Linked DNA regions of Homo sapiens: region 2 is linked to region 1. The links are chromatin contacts, found by POLR2A ChIA-PET in ENCODE. All regions are on one chromosome and are shown on one strand. Each heading gives the region's core, a stretch centred on a gene start or an enhancer-like site at or near the end of the contact. The rest is flanking DNA. Distances are from core to core; before and after follow the strand shown. Region 1 holds the start of ZCCHC3 (zinc finger CCHC-type containing 3). Region 2 overlaps CSNK2A1 (casein kinase 2 alpha 1).

What was found. ChIA-PET counts read pairs that join two places held with the same protein, here RNA polymerase II (POLR2A).
Region 2: POLR2A ChIA-PET joins it to region 1 with 10 read pairs in activated T-cell. The contact joins two enhancer-like sites. POLR2A ChIA-PET finds 5 or more read pairs at or near these places in 4 of 52 experiments (H1 and activated T-cell).

Annotation. Positions count from the first base shown.
Region 1 is chr20:295,935-303,298 of GRCh38, forward strand. It overlaps ZCCHC3 (zinc finger CCHC-type containing 3), which reads left to right and starts at 1,636. Exons shown (of 1, transcript NM_033089.7): 1 at 1,636-4,387. The coding sequence starts at 1,653. The coding sequence ends at 2,864. RefSeq lists silencers at 1,740-1,829, 2,010-2,079, 5,271-5,565. Within about 2 kb of position 5,282, at least 14 of the 41 ENCODE cell types and tissues checked have a DNase peak (open chromatin) inside an H3K27ac peak, as active enhancers do.
Region 2 is chr20:524,835-531,411 of GRCh38, forward strand. It overlaps CSNK2A1 (casein kinase 2 alpha 1), which reads right to left. Exons shown (of 14, transcript NM_177559.3): 2 at 3,099-3,215. Among named protein-coding and RNA genes, the nearest start is that of CSNK2A1, 16 kb to the right of the region's middle. Within about 2 kb of position 4,542, at least 3 of the 41 ENCODE cell types and tissues checked have a DNase peak (open chromatin) inside an H3K27ac peak, as active enhancers do.

The DNA of each region.
Region 1 (7,364 bases), core at 4,032-6,531:
CTTCTACTTAAGGCACCTGCCTGACCCTTGCAGATATTTGATTATGTGATAGTTACCTGGAGTGAGGGCTTAAGATAAGAGGAATGGAAGAGATTGTTTAAAATACATCTATTGTTTGGTTGTGTAAGTATTCTCCTCATGGTGAAACTTGACCAGGCAAGTAGAAAGAATAACAGAGAAGTATGTGAATCTAAGACATTGATGTTTCTGGTAATGGTGAAGTTCCGAGTATGATCACGGGAATGCGTGGCTGAGAAGGGATAAAGGAAATGGTGCCTGAGGATATAAAGTGAGAGGACTGGAAAGTGCAAACGGCCCAAGTCAGTGGCTCCCCTGAGACCAATACCAGCAGTTGGGATGAAGGGAATCTGCCTGTTAACAAGGTTTCCTAGGATCTGATGCACAGTTCTTGATCCACGGCGTCAGAAATAAAGTGGTTAAATAAATATAAGCTACCGGCCGGGCGCGGTGGCTCACGCCTGTAACCCCAGCACTTTGGGAGGCCGAGGCGGGCGATCACGAGGTCAGGAGATCGAGACCATCCTGGCTAACACGGTGAAATCCCGTCTCTACTAAAAATACAAAAAATTAGCCAGGCGTGGTGGCGGGCGCCTGTAGTCCCAGCTACTCAGGAGGCCGAGGCAGGAGAATGGCGTGAACCCGGGAGGCGGAGCCTGCAGTGAGCCGAGATTGAGCCACTGCACTCCAGCCTGGGCGACAGACCAAGAGTCCGTCTCAAAAAAGAAAGAAAGAAAGAAATATAAGCTACCTATACGTGGGGCTGCCTATTAACTCCGCCAAGTGACTTAACTCCTGCCTCTTTATCTGTAAAATGGGCATAATTACAGCATTGTTTTTGGAAGATTCCATGTAATAAAGTCTGAAGTGTGCTTAACACAGTACTGGGAACTTAAGCAGCACTCACACTTCATCCTAAATACGACGAAAGTCTTTTCAAAAAAATAAAAATTAATGCAATATGACTTACTTGGAAATGTATCAAAAAATAAAGACCGATGAATGGATCGAGGCGTAGTGTGACAGAGTAAAATTTTAATGATAAAAAGTTAATGGTAAAATGTTCACTGTAAAACTTTCAACTTTTCTTCTTGAAAACGTGCATAATCCGACGTGGGAAAAAAAATAACGCATTGCAGTCAGTTCTGGGGAAACGGAAAGCTAAGTTTTAATTTTGCTATTGCTTTTGCTTTTTTAACAGAAAAGGTACAAAAAAGAAAAAATGGGAGAGATGTTGCCGAACTCCGTCCCGCCTGTGGGCTGTGGGCCGTTAGCAAAGCTGCTAGCATGAAATCGTCGAGCACCGCTTGCGAAACGCCAAATCCTCGAGAGCGAGGCCGGAGGCTGCCAAACCCGCGCTGGGGAAAGGGCCGCCTCCGGGCGCCCCATCCCGCTGCGGACGGAGGTGAGGTTGGAGCGAGCGCTGGCGGAAGAGAGGCTCAGCGCAGGGGGCGCAGAGCCGGCGCTGGCCAATATGCGCCGCATGTGATACCTTTGAGGGCGCGGCGGGGGAGGGTAGCGTCAAATTTCAAAAAAAAAAAAAAACCAAACCCACACAGCCCCGGCGGGCGGGCGCGCGCGATGGGCGCCCTTTGGCTGCGGGAGCGAGTGGAGGATGCTGGGAAGGAGGTAAAATGGCCACCGGCGGCGGCGCGGAGGAAGAGAGGAAACGGGGGCGGCCGCAGCTTCTGCCCCCCGCGCGGCCCGCGGCCCGGGGCGAGGAGGCCGACGGCGGCCGCGAGAAGATGGGCTGGGCCCAGGTGGTGAAGAATCTAGCCGAGAAGAAGGGCGAATTCCGCGAGCCGCGGCCGCCGCGGCGGGAGGAGGAAAGCGGCGGCGGTGGAGGGAGCGCCGGGCTCGGCGGCCCCGCGGGCCTGGCGGCGCCGGACCTCGGCGACTTCCCACCGGCTGGCCGCGGGGATCCGAAGGGCCGTCGGAGAGATCCGGCCGGCGAGGCGGTGGACCCCCGCAAAAAGAAGGGCGCTGCGGAGGCGGGCAGGAGGAAGAAGGCCGAGGCGGCGGCGGCCGCCATGGCGACCCCGGCCAGGCCCGGCGAGGCCGAGGACGCGGCCGAGCGGCCCCTCCAGGATGAGCCGGCGGCGGCGGCAGGCCCGGGCAAGGGTCGCTTCCTCGTCCGCATCTGTTTCCAGGGAGACGAGGGCGCCTGCCCGACCCGGGACTTCGTGGTAGGAGCGCTTATCCTGCGCTCCATCGGCATGGACCCGAGCGACATCTACGCGGTCATCCAGATCCCGGGCAGCCGCGAATTCGACGTGAGCTTCCGCTCAGCGGAGAAGCTGGCCCTGTTCCTACGCGTCTACGAGGAGAAGCGGGAGCAGGAGGACTGCTGGGAGAACTTTGTGGTGCTGGGGCGGAGCAAGTCCAGCTTGAAGACGCTCTTCATCCTCTTCCGGAACGAGACGGTGGACGTGGAGGACATTGTGACTTGGCTCAAGCGCCACTGCGACGTGCTGGCCGTGCCGGTGAAAGTGACCGACAGGTTTGGGATCTGGACCGGGGAGTACAAATGCGAGATCGAGCTGCGCCAGGGGGAGGGCGGGGTCAGGCACTTGCCAGGGGCCTTCTTCCTGGGGGCCGAGAGGGGCTACAGCTGGTACAAGGGGCAGCCCAAGACATGCTTTAAATGTGGTTCCCGGACCCACATGAGCGGCAGCTGCACGCAGGACAGGTGCTTCAGGTGCGGGGAGGAGGGGCACCTGAGCCCTTACTGCCGGAAGGGCATCGTGTGCAACCTCTGTGGCAAGCGAGGACACGCCTTTGCCCAGTGTCCCAAAGCAGTGCACAATTCCGTGGCAGCTCAGCTAACCGGCGTGGCCGGGCACTAAACACCCGCCTGCCTGCCAGGGTGAACACACAGCCAGCTTATCCCTCTTAAGTGCCAAAACTTTTTTTTAAACCATTTTTTATCGTTTTTGAAGGAGATCTTTTTAAAACCTACAAGAGACATCTCTCTATGCCTTCTTAAACCGAGTTTACTCCATTTCAGCCTGTTCTGAATTGGTGACTCTGTCACCAATAACGACTGCGGAGAACTGTAGCGTGCAGATGTGTTGCCCCTCCCTTTTAAAATTTTATTTTCGTTTTTCTATTGGGTATTTGTTTTGTTTCTTGTACTTTTTCTCTCTCTCCTTGCCCCCCTCCCGCCCTCCCCGCCCCATACCTTTTCTTCCCCTGGATTTTCACCCTTTGGGCTGCCTTGCTCATCTTTATGCCCCAGCACTAGGTACGGGGCCCAACACGTGGTAGGCACTCCATCAGTGTTTGCTGAATTGAAAACATTGTTGACTGTGGCTTCTATCAGAGTGTCTACCTTTTGCAGCTCTTCCCCTCCCTCATTTAATTTGCTGCTTTTAATCTACGTGGTCTGAGAATTTGTGAAACCAGTGTTGTTAGAAGTGTATATAATCTGAATCAATAAGCTCTGAATGGTGGCCAAGGGCCTCTCTTATGGCACAAAGATGCATGGACTTCATGACAGCTCTTTTGGTGGCTCAGAAGCCATTTTTTATAGAATCATGGAATCTAGAATATTCCTGCTGGAAAGAACCTGAGAGTTGGTTTGGACCAATTCCCTGGTTTTCCAGCAGATGAAACAGGCCCAAAGAGGTTAAATGACTGGGTGAAAATCACATAGCTGTCTGGTGCCAGAGCCAGCCTATAGTAGAGTCCCCTGACCCCAAGCCCGGTGCTCATTCCACTACCTCTCACACTTCACAACAATTTCCTCAACACTTGAGGGCCCAGAAAGTCTGATCTCTCCAGAATGATCAGCCCAGAGGAATGCTGAGAAATCACCTGGAGGAGGGAGCAGAAAGAGAAGGTTTTTAAGGAGGGGCTTCTGAATACTTGGGAGATACGGAACGGACCAAGGACCACACTCCAGGGTGCATTCGTTGCTCCCTGGGGCACCACTTCTGGATTACAGTGTGCCAGGTCCTTTGGAGGCCCTACCCCTTCCCCATTCATTGCCACCAGTGAGAAATGGGGGTGCCCCTGTGTAAAGAAACCTACCAAAGGTTTACATTTGCACCTTAGCCTCAATAGCTACGAACCCTAGAGAAGCAGCTAGCTGGAGCTCATGTGCAACTCCTGATTCTCAGGAGAAAGATGGATTTTAACCCAAAATTATGAGTGAGCTGTTAACTCTAAAATGTACTTGGGAGATAGGCCAAGCGAGAGGTCATGGGCCAACTAAGTGTTATCCAGTAGAAAAGACAGTACACTGCTTTTCTTTTAGTGTTTGCTTTTCCTTTGCTATATGTTTTGCTATTTCCTTGTGGCTTAGAATGTAAAATTGATTGTTAAAAGTTTTGTTCTGAATAAATATTTATCTTTTGTATTGCTAAAACTGGTGCACTATTTCCTTTCAAAGTGTTAGATGCACAGTTACCCAGCTCCAGACCGTATTTCAATCCCACTTCCCCTACACTCCATTTGTTTACCTTGCTAAATACATTTCCCACCCCTGCAGGCAACACTTAGCACCTACTACGTTGTGCCGGTCCCTTTGCATCACAATCAGCACACTGTTAAAACGGGTTTTAAGTCCTAACACAGTTCCAATAAATCAGAATCACTGTTAGAGGAAGTGAAACATTTTAGTTAATCATCCTCAAGCAATTCTGATGGGCAGCCAGGTTTGAGACCAGAGTATAAGATGTGTGAGCTGAACCCTGCCCTCAGGGAGATTACAGACCTGTGGGAAAGAGAGGTGGTTTGCCAGCTTCCTCGTCTTTCTGTTACTGTAAGCGCGCGCTGTGGATGGGATGCAAAATATTCTTGGGTTCTGGGAAAATGCCATTTCTTCCAGCTGTTGAAAAAGCGGGATCCAGGGAGCTGACTTCTCCAAGTTAGCCCCCACTGGAGACTGGGCCTGCAGGCAGAATAGGGTCAAGGTCCCTGGACTTCAGGTCCAATACCCTGCAGACCCCAGATACAACTCTCTGAAGGATTTTCCAGCTGGTGATGCTAGGATGATCTGATCCTGAGAGTTAAACGTTCCCAGTATATTGACTCTGACTCAGTGATTTGAGGATATTTCCAGAGCTGATCTGGAGTTGGGACCTGGTAGGCTCTTGGGAATCCTGTCTTTCAGAGCCAGTTCAACCCCTCTCCTTGTCTCCCAAAGCAAGCAGACTCTCCCCTCCCTCCCATCCCTCTTTCCCGTCTTTGCCAGCGGTTTCCCTCCCTCTCACAGAGCTGGAGGCCAGGGGCCAGGAGAAAGCCTGCATTCACCATACTCTCCACTCCGTTCCTCAAAGCAGGCACTGTGCCAGGGAGCCTCCTTGAAGGAACCTTCCCTCTCCTGGCCCCATCCCCCCACTCTCCAGGAGGGAGGAGAGGAAGAAACTGTTTCCCTGCCCATCCCCCACAGGATCTGCTTCAAGGCCTCCTGCCTGGTGGCCCAGGGACAGCCAGGGGCTGGAGCTGAACAAACCTCCCCCAGCTTCCTTTCCTGATCAAGCAGCCCTCAAATTACAATTCTTCACTGTTTTTGGGCTCCTGGAAAGTGTGCAGAGATGCCCGGACTGAGGCTGGTTGACTAGGGGACATTGATTCATTCCACTTCAACAAATACGGAGGGCATTAGAGCTGGGCCCCATGCAAGGCCCTCTGCATAGGCTGCCTTGAACAAGACAGTGCACTTGCAATGGAAGGTACAGATAAGTAACAGTAGGCAATGTTTACAATCATATATTTAACAATTTTTTTTTGAGACAGAGTCTCACTCTGTTGCCCAGGCTGGAGTGCAGTGGCATGATCTTGGCTCACTGCAACCTCCACCTCCCGGATTCAAGCGATTCATGTGCCTGAGCCTTCCAAGTAGCTGGGATTACAGGCACGTGCCACCACGCCCGGCTAATTTTTGTATTTTTAGTGGAGATGGGGTTTCAGCATGTTGGCCAGGCTGGTCTCGAACTCCTGACCTCAGGTGATCCACCTGCCTCAGCCTCTGAAAGTGCTGGGATTACAGGCGTGAGACACCGCACCCAGCCAACATTTGTCCTGTATAGAATTGTCTGAAGTAAAGGTTTCCCTAGAAGAGAAAACGTCCTGACTGAAACCTGCAAGATGAGTAAGAACCAGGCTAAGAGTGAAGAGACAGCCAAGCAGCAGAAATAGCAGATGTAGAGGCCTGGAGGCCAGAGAGCACACAGCGTGTTCGGACTGGCCAAGAGTCAGGGGAAGATGTGGCTGGGAGAAAACGCCGAGAAGAGGTGTCACAGGGCTTACCAGCCATATTTAAAAACGTGGATTTTGTCCTCAGAGCCTCCAATCAGGCCTCCTCCATTCCATTCATTCTTTCAACACATGCCTGTTAAGCGCCAACTCTATAGGGGCCTTTTCTAAGCGATGGAACACAGCATGGAGCAGGATAATCAAGTCCCTGAAGCTCAGATTCTAGAGTCACACAAGTACATAATTACAGACGATGATGCACTAAAAGAAACATACAGGGTGAGATCCCTGTTTAACAAGCAAAGCTGATCCAGTCTTAAGGATCAGAGAAAATGTTTGAACTGAGATGGAAAAGACATAAAAGGAGTTAATCGAGAGATGGGGCTGGGGATTAAGGGATGGCAAGGGTATTAACCTAGGCAAGAGGGATAGCAAGTAAAACAACCCTATAGTGGGAGGAGGCATGACCACTTCTAGAGACTAAATGAATCAGTCTAAGTTTAGAAACAGAAACCACTCTTGCTGTTGAAGAAAATGCTGGTCCCTGGGCTGGGTATTAGGAATGACTCCTAGAACACCATAGAACTGCCAGGGGAGTTACTACCTCTCACAGTCAGAAAGACAGAAGCCAGGAGGCCACCACTGGAAAGGCTGAGCATGAGGACACAATGGTGAAGCTGCCACCCAAAGACAGGATCCTGGGATCAGAAAGTCACTGCCAATGCCACTGGCAGGACAGTGAAATGCCAAGTCCTTTCCCTGCCTCTACAAAGCCAGGGACTGTGCACTACTGTCTCCGCAACCATTTACAGGTAAAAACAGCCCAAACTGTCTGGCTTACTTATGCCTCCCTTCCATCTTTTATGCAAATACATCTAAGTGCTAGAGCCCTAGCTGCAAGGGAGTTGGGAGATGTTTTAGCTTTCCAGCATCCGCAACATAGGAAGGCACATAGAATGGGGATGGGTGCTGTCTGTCAAAAGACAATATCCAGCACAAAAAATGTGACTGCAGTGCAGAGAAGAGGAGCTCGTGGGAGCATCTGGTAGGCCATGTTAAGAATGTGGGTCTAAGAACGATGTGCCATTGAAGGACTTGCAAGCAAGAGAGTAACATGATTAGATTGGTTATGTTTTACAAGCATC
Region 2 (6,577 bases), core at 3,292-5,791, 230 kb after region 1:
AATTAAGAGCTGGGCACAGCTCAGGGGTCCCTGCACTTTGGGAGACTGAAGAGGAAAGATGGCTTGAGGCTGAGTTCGTGACCAGCCTGGGCAACACAGCAAGACTACCATCTCTACAGAAAAATTTAAAAGTTAGCTAAGTATGGTGCATGCACCTGTGTCCTAGCTACTCAGAAGGCTGAAGTGATCATGTGAACCTAGGAGTTTGAGGCTTCAGTGAGCTATGATCACAGTGTTGCACTCCAACCTGGCTGACAGACACTCTGCCTCAAAATCAATCAATCAATAAATTTTAAATAAAAAAAAACATAGGCTATAGAGAGTTTGTTCATAAAAATACGATATTTCAAAACGTGGGATACAATTAAAGCAGGACTTAGAAATTTATAAACTTAGGCCAGGTGTGGTTGCTCATGCCTGTAATCCCAGCACTTTGGGAGGCTGAGGTGAGTGGATTACTTGAATCTAGGAGTTCGAGACCAGCCTGGGCAACATGGCGAGACCTCGCCTCTATAAAAATAAAAATTTTAAAAATCGGCTGGGCGCAGTGGCTCACGCCTGTAATCCCAGCACTGTGGGAGGCTGAGGCGGGCGGATCACGAGGTCAGAAGATCGAGACCACCCTGGCTAACATGGTGAAACCCCGTCTCTACTAAAAATACAAAAATTAGCTGGGCATGGTGGCGGGCGCCTGTAATCCCAGCTACTCAGGAGGCTGAGGCAAGAGAATGGCGTGAACCCGGGAGGCAGAGCTTGCAGTGAGCCGAGATCGTGCCACTGCACTCCAGCCTGGGCGACAGAGCGAGACTCCATCTCAAAAAAAAAAAAAAAAAGAAAAAAAAAATAATAATAATTAGGCTGTGCACAGTGGCTAATGCCTGTAATCCCAACACTTTGGGAGGCTGAGGCCAAGGTGTGAGGATTGCTTGAGCTCAGGAGTTTGGAGACCAGCCTAGGCAACATAGTGAGACCCTGTCTCTATTTTTTTAACTTAAAACTATTAAAAAAAAAAAAAAAAAAAAAAAGCCAGGTGTGGTGGCATGCACCTGTGGTCCAACTATTCAGGAGTCTGAGATGGGAGGAACACTTGAGCCTAGGAGGTGGAGGCTGCAGTGAGCTGTGATTATGCCACTGCACTCTAGCCTGGGCGACATAGCAAGGCCCTGATTCGAAAATAAAAATTCATAAACTTGAACTTAGAAAAGCAAACTAAAAATTAAGAACTTACACATATCTCAATAAATTTGAAAACAGAAGCCCAGAGAAACTAGAAGGAAAAAAACGGGAAAAGCAGCAATCAAAGAAATATGAAACAAAGAGGATCCACAATACCAATTGAGTCTTTAAAAATGCTCGTGCTGAGCCCGTGGCTCATGCCTGTAATCCCAACACTTTGAAAGGCCAAGGCAAAGGATTGTCTGAGTCCAGGAGTTTGAGATCAGCCTGGGCAACAGAGTGCAACCCCCAATCTCTACAAAAATAATTTAAAAATTAGGCCAGGCATGGTGGCTCATGACTGTAATCCCAATACTTAGGAAGGCTGAAGCGGGAAGACTGCTTGAGCCCAGGAGTTTGAGACCAGCCTGGGCAATACAGTGAGACTCCATCTCAAAAAAATTGTTTTTAATAATAAAAACAATGGAAAAAATTAGCTGAGTCCCAGCTACTCAGGAGGCTAAGGCAGGAAGATCACTTGAGCCCAGGAGTTTGAGGCTGCAGTGAGCTATGATCATGTCACTGCACTCTAGCCAGGGCGACAGAGAAAGACCCTGCCTCTGCAGGTGGGGGGGAAGAAATTAAAAATGTAAGTGTGCTTGATTTAAGAAAAAAAAAAAGAAGGGCCAGGTGTGATGGCTCATACCTGTAATCCCAGCACTTTGGGAGGCTGAAGCAGGCGGATCACAAGGTCAGGAGCTCGAGACCAGTCTGGCCAATATGGTGAAACCCCATCTCTACTAAAAATATAAAAAATTAGCTGGGTGTGGTGCCACACGCCTGTAGTCCCAGCAGGAGGATAAGGCAGGAGAATCGCTTGAACCCGGGAGGCGGCAGAGGTTGCAGTGAGCTGAGATCATGCCACTGCACTCCAGCCTGGCGACAGTGAGACTCTGTCTCAAAAAAAGAAAGAAAGAATGAGAGAGAGAGAGAGAAAGAGAGAGAGACAGACAGAGAGAGAGAGAGAGAGAGAGAGAGAGAGAGAGAGAGAGAGAATGAATATTAGGGTAAATGTCCAATATCAAGAATGGAAATGAGGGAGTGAGGGATGAATTAGGGTAAATGTCCAGTATCAAGAATGGAAATGATACATCACTACAGATCCTACAGATGGTAAAAAGATAAGACAATATCACGAACAACTTTGTGCCCACAAACTTGAAATTCCCAGAAGAAAAATAATTTATCAAAACTGATACAAGATCCCAGTCTGATTCTCAGGGAGAAAAAACAAAAACTGACACAAAAAATGAAAACCATAAATAGTCCCATAACCAATAAATTCAATCAGTATTGTTTCAACCTGTTCTATTCTAATGTCTTTGAACTGCACAGATTAACATTTTCAAAACATTTGTTTAAACTGACTGAACTTGCTTCCCACTCCTCTCCAGGTCTCTGTGCTTTTATACATTGATTATGCCTTCCAATAGTGCTTGCTAGGGGAAATCCTACTCACCCTTCAAGAATCAGCAAACTTTACATCCACTATGAAGCACACTATGAAGCATTCCCATCTTTCTCCAAAACAGGCCAAGTACCTCTTCTACAGGGCCAAAGCAACCCCATATACTCTCTGACATTGTCACACTGAATGTGTTTTGTTTACATACACCTCTCTCCTCAGATTATGAATTCAAGTACTTGGACTTTGATTTATTTCTCTTGGTGGATGCCCCGTGTTTCACCACACTGCCCAGGCTGGTCTCAAACTCCTGACCTCAGGTGATCCAACTGTTTCAGCCTCCCAAAGTGCTAGGGTTACAGGCATGAGCCACTGTGCCCGGCCTGTGGTTTTTAAAATGCTCCTCAGTCTTACCTATAAATGTTATTGCATCCATCCTTTTTAAACCAGGGGAAAAAGGTTTCCTACTATCACTTACCAAAGAGATGTGAAACTAGTCAGTATGGGTGAATGATGTTTCTTGGAGATTTTATGAGGTTCCACGCTGCATGATTTACCATGTGATGAGCACACTGCTTGACAAGCCTTGATAGAGCTACAAAAACAGTTCAGTACTCCGTTACTGAAAGGATCTTGGATTTAAAAGACATCATAAGGTTGCAGAAAGAATAAGTACACTAGAACCACTACAACCTACATCTGATGTTGGATATGTTATTTAACCTACCTGATTAAAGTGAGAAAACTGCAGAATATAAGGATTATCACCCTTCCCCCACTCCCTTCTTTACTGCCATGGTGGCAGGTTACATAGCAGACAACCATCATCTCCGCAGGTGATCAATAACCAACAGCTAATAAGGTAGGTTGTCCTAAAACTGACAAAAATAGAATAGGCTGGAAGTAAGGGCAGTAAAAACTGGTTGCCTTTCAATTCTGAAGATATTATGTGAATGCCTATGTCAGTCACTGATTCTTGGGATTTATCATTTTTGTGTGTGTAACAGGGTCTTGCTCTGTCACCCAGGGTGGGTGACTGCAGCCTTGACCTCCCAGGCTCAAGCAATCCTCCTCCTTCAGCTTCCTTAGTAGCTGGGACCATAGGCATACACTACTGTCCCCTGCTAATTAAATTTTTTCTTTTTTTTCTTTCTTTCTTTTGTTTTTTTTTCTGAGATGTCTTTTGTTTTTGTTCTGAGGTCTTGTTATGTTACCCAGGCTGGTCTGGAAGTCCTAAGCTCAAGCAATCCTCCTACCTTGGCCTCCCAACGTGCTGGGATTATAGGCATGAGCCACCATGCCCAGCCAGATTTATCACTGTTAAACCAGCAAGTCCATGACCTAAGTAATGTCTTTCTCATTTTACAGAAGGCAAAACTGCATAACCTTCCCAATGTCAGAGGTAGTGATTGGAAAACATTCGTCTAGATTCACAGCCTATTCTTCTGTTCTACAGCAAGGGACTGTAAACTGGTGACCACAAACACAGCCAACCCCCATACCCATGGTTTCAGTTACCCGCAGTCAACTGCAGTCTGAAAATATTAAATGGAAAATTCCAGAAATAAATAAGTCATAAGTTTTATTTTCCATGTTTGTTTTTAGAGACGAGGATTCACTCAGTCACCCAGGCTGGAGTGCAGTGGTGCAACCGTAGCTCACTGTAGCAGCCTCTACCTCCCATCTCAGCCTCCCTTGTAGCTGGGACCACGGGCATGCACCACCACTCCTGGCTATTTTTTTTTTTTTTTTGTAAAGAAGGTTTCTCACTATGTTGCCCGGGCTAGTCTTGAACTCCTGGGCTCAAGCAATCCTCCCGCCTTACCCTCCCAAAGTGCTGGGATTACAGGCATGAGCCATTGCACCCAGCCATGTTTTAAATTGTACATGGTTCTGAGTAATGTGATGAAATCTTGCACCATCTAGTACCATCCAGCCCTGGATGTGAATCATCCCTTTGTCCAGCTGTATATGCCACCTGCTCATTAGTCACTTGGTAGCCTTCTTGGTTACTTGAATGTTGCAGTATTGCAGTGCTTGTCTTCAAGTTACCCTTATTTTACTTAAGAAATGCCCCAAAGTGCAAGAGTAGCGATGCTGAGAATCTGGAAATGCCAATGTGAAGCTGTAAAGTGCTTCCTTTAAGTAAAAAGGTAAAAGTTCTTGACTTAATATGGAAAAAAAAATCATATGTGGAAATTGCTAAGATCTATGGTAAGAACAAATCTTCTATCAGTGATAATGTGAAGAGGGAAAAATAAATTCACATTTGTTTTGCTGTTGTACCTCAAACTGCAAAAGTTATGACCGCAGTATGTGATAAATGCTTAGTTAAAATGGAAAAGGCATTAAATTTGTGGGTAGAAGACATCAACAGAAAACTGTGTTCCAACTGATGATAATCAGGTTTGGTATTATCTGTGGTTTCAGGCATCCACTGGGGATCTTGGAATATATTTCCCACAGATGGCTGGGAACAGGACTACTCTGTGTGTATATCTCCTATTTGGCTCACATATTACTTTTAAAAATTGAGATAAAATCCATGTAACATAAAACTCATCATTTTAGGGTACAATCAGTACCCTAAAATGGTGTGTTTTCGTATATTCACAATGCTGTGGAACCATCACCACTATCTGATTCCAGAACACTTCATCGCCCCAAAAAGAAACCCAGTACCTCAGAGGATTAACTCCCAATAGCCTCTTCCTACAATCCTCTGGCAACCAATAATCTGCTTTCTGTCTTCATGTATTTGCCTATTATGGACATTTCACATAAATGGAATCATGCAATATGTGGCCTCTTCCACTTAGCAAAATGTCTACAAGTTTATCCACGTTGTTGCAAGTATCAGTAATTCATTTCCTTTTACAGCTGAATTCACTGTATAAATACATCACATTCTGGTTGTCCATTCACTGACAGATATTTGGACTGTCTCCACTTTTTGGCTACTATGAAATAATGTCGCTAGGTGCATATGTGTACAAGTTTTTCACTTTTTTTCCTTTTTTTTTTTTTTTTTAGAGTCAGGACCTTGCTCTGTCACCCAGGCTGGAGTGCAATGGCATGATCATAGTTCACTTCACTGCAGCCTCACACTCCTGAGCTCAAGTGATCCTCCTACCTCAGTCTTCCAAGTAGCTGGGACTATGGGTGTGCGCCACCACGCCCAGTTAATTTTCTGCATTTTTAGTAGAGACAGGGTTTCGCCATGTTGCCCAGGCTGGTCTCGAACTCCTGGATTCAAGCGATCATCCCATCTTAGCCTTCCAAAGTGTTGGGACTACAGTATGAGCCACAGTGCCCAGCCTTCACACTGTTTTTAAAAAGTAAATCAGGGGCCAGGCATAGTGGCTCACACCTGTAACCCCACCAGTTTGGGAGGCTGAGGCAGGCGGATTACCTGAGGTCAGGAGTTCATGACAGCCTTGGCCAACATGATGAAACCCCATTTGTACTAAAAATACAAAATTAGCCAGGTGTGGTGGTGGGCACCTGTAATCTCAGCTACTTGGGAGCCTGAGACAGGAGAATCACTTGAACCTGGGAGGCAGAGGTTACAGTGAGCTGAGATCGCGCCATTGCACTCCAGCCTGGGTGAAAAGAGTGAAATTCCGTCTCAAAAAACAAAAGAAAAGGTATTAAGGTGAATTATGTATTAAAATTTTTCACAATTAATATTTTTCAAAGTGACAGTTACCAAAATTAAAAAAAAATTTAACTTTCTATTTCTTAAAAGAAATAAAGCAGGAGGGAGGGCAGGTAGGTCTGTCTGTCTGGTAACAATGACTCTTCATTCCTGCACTGACAAAAACCTGCTGGATATGCTAAGCTGTGACTGTCCAACAACTGGCTCTTTTAACAGACACCCAATGGAGATACCACACGTAAACCTGGACAACTCTTCATTTACCTTATTGACTCGACTCCTGAAGGCATTTGAGCAAT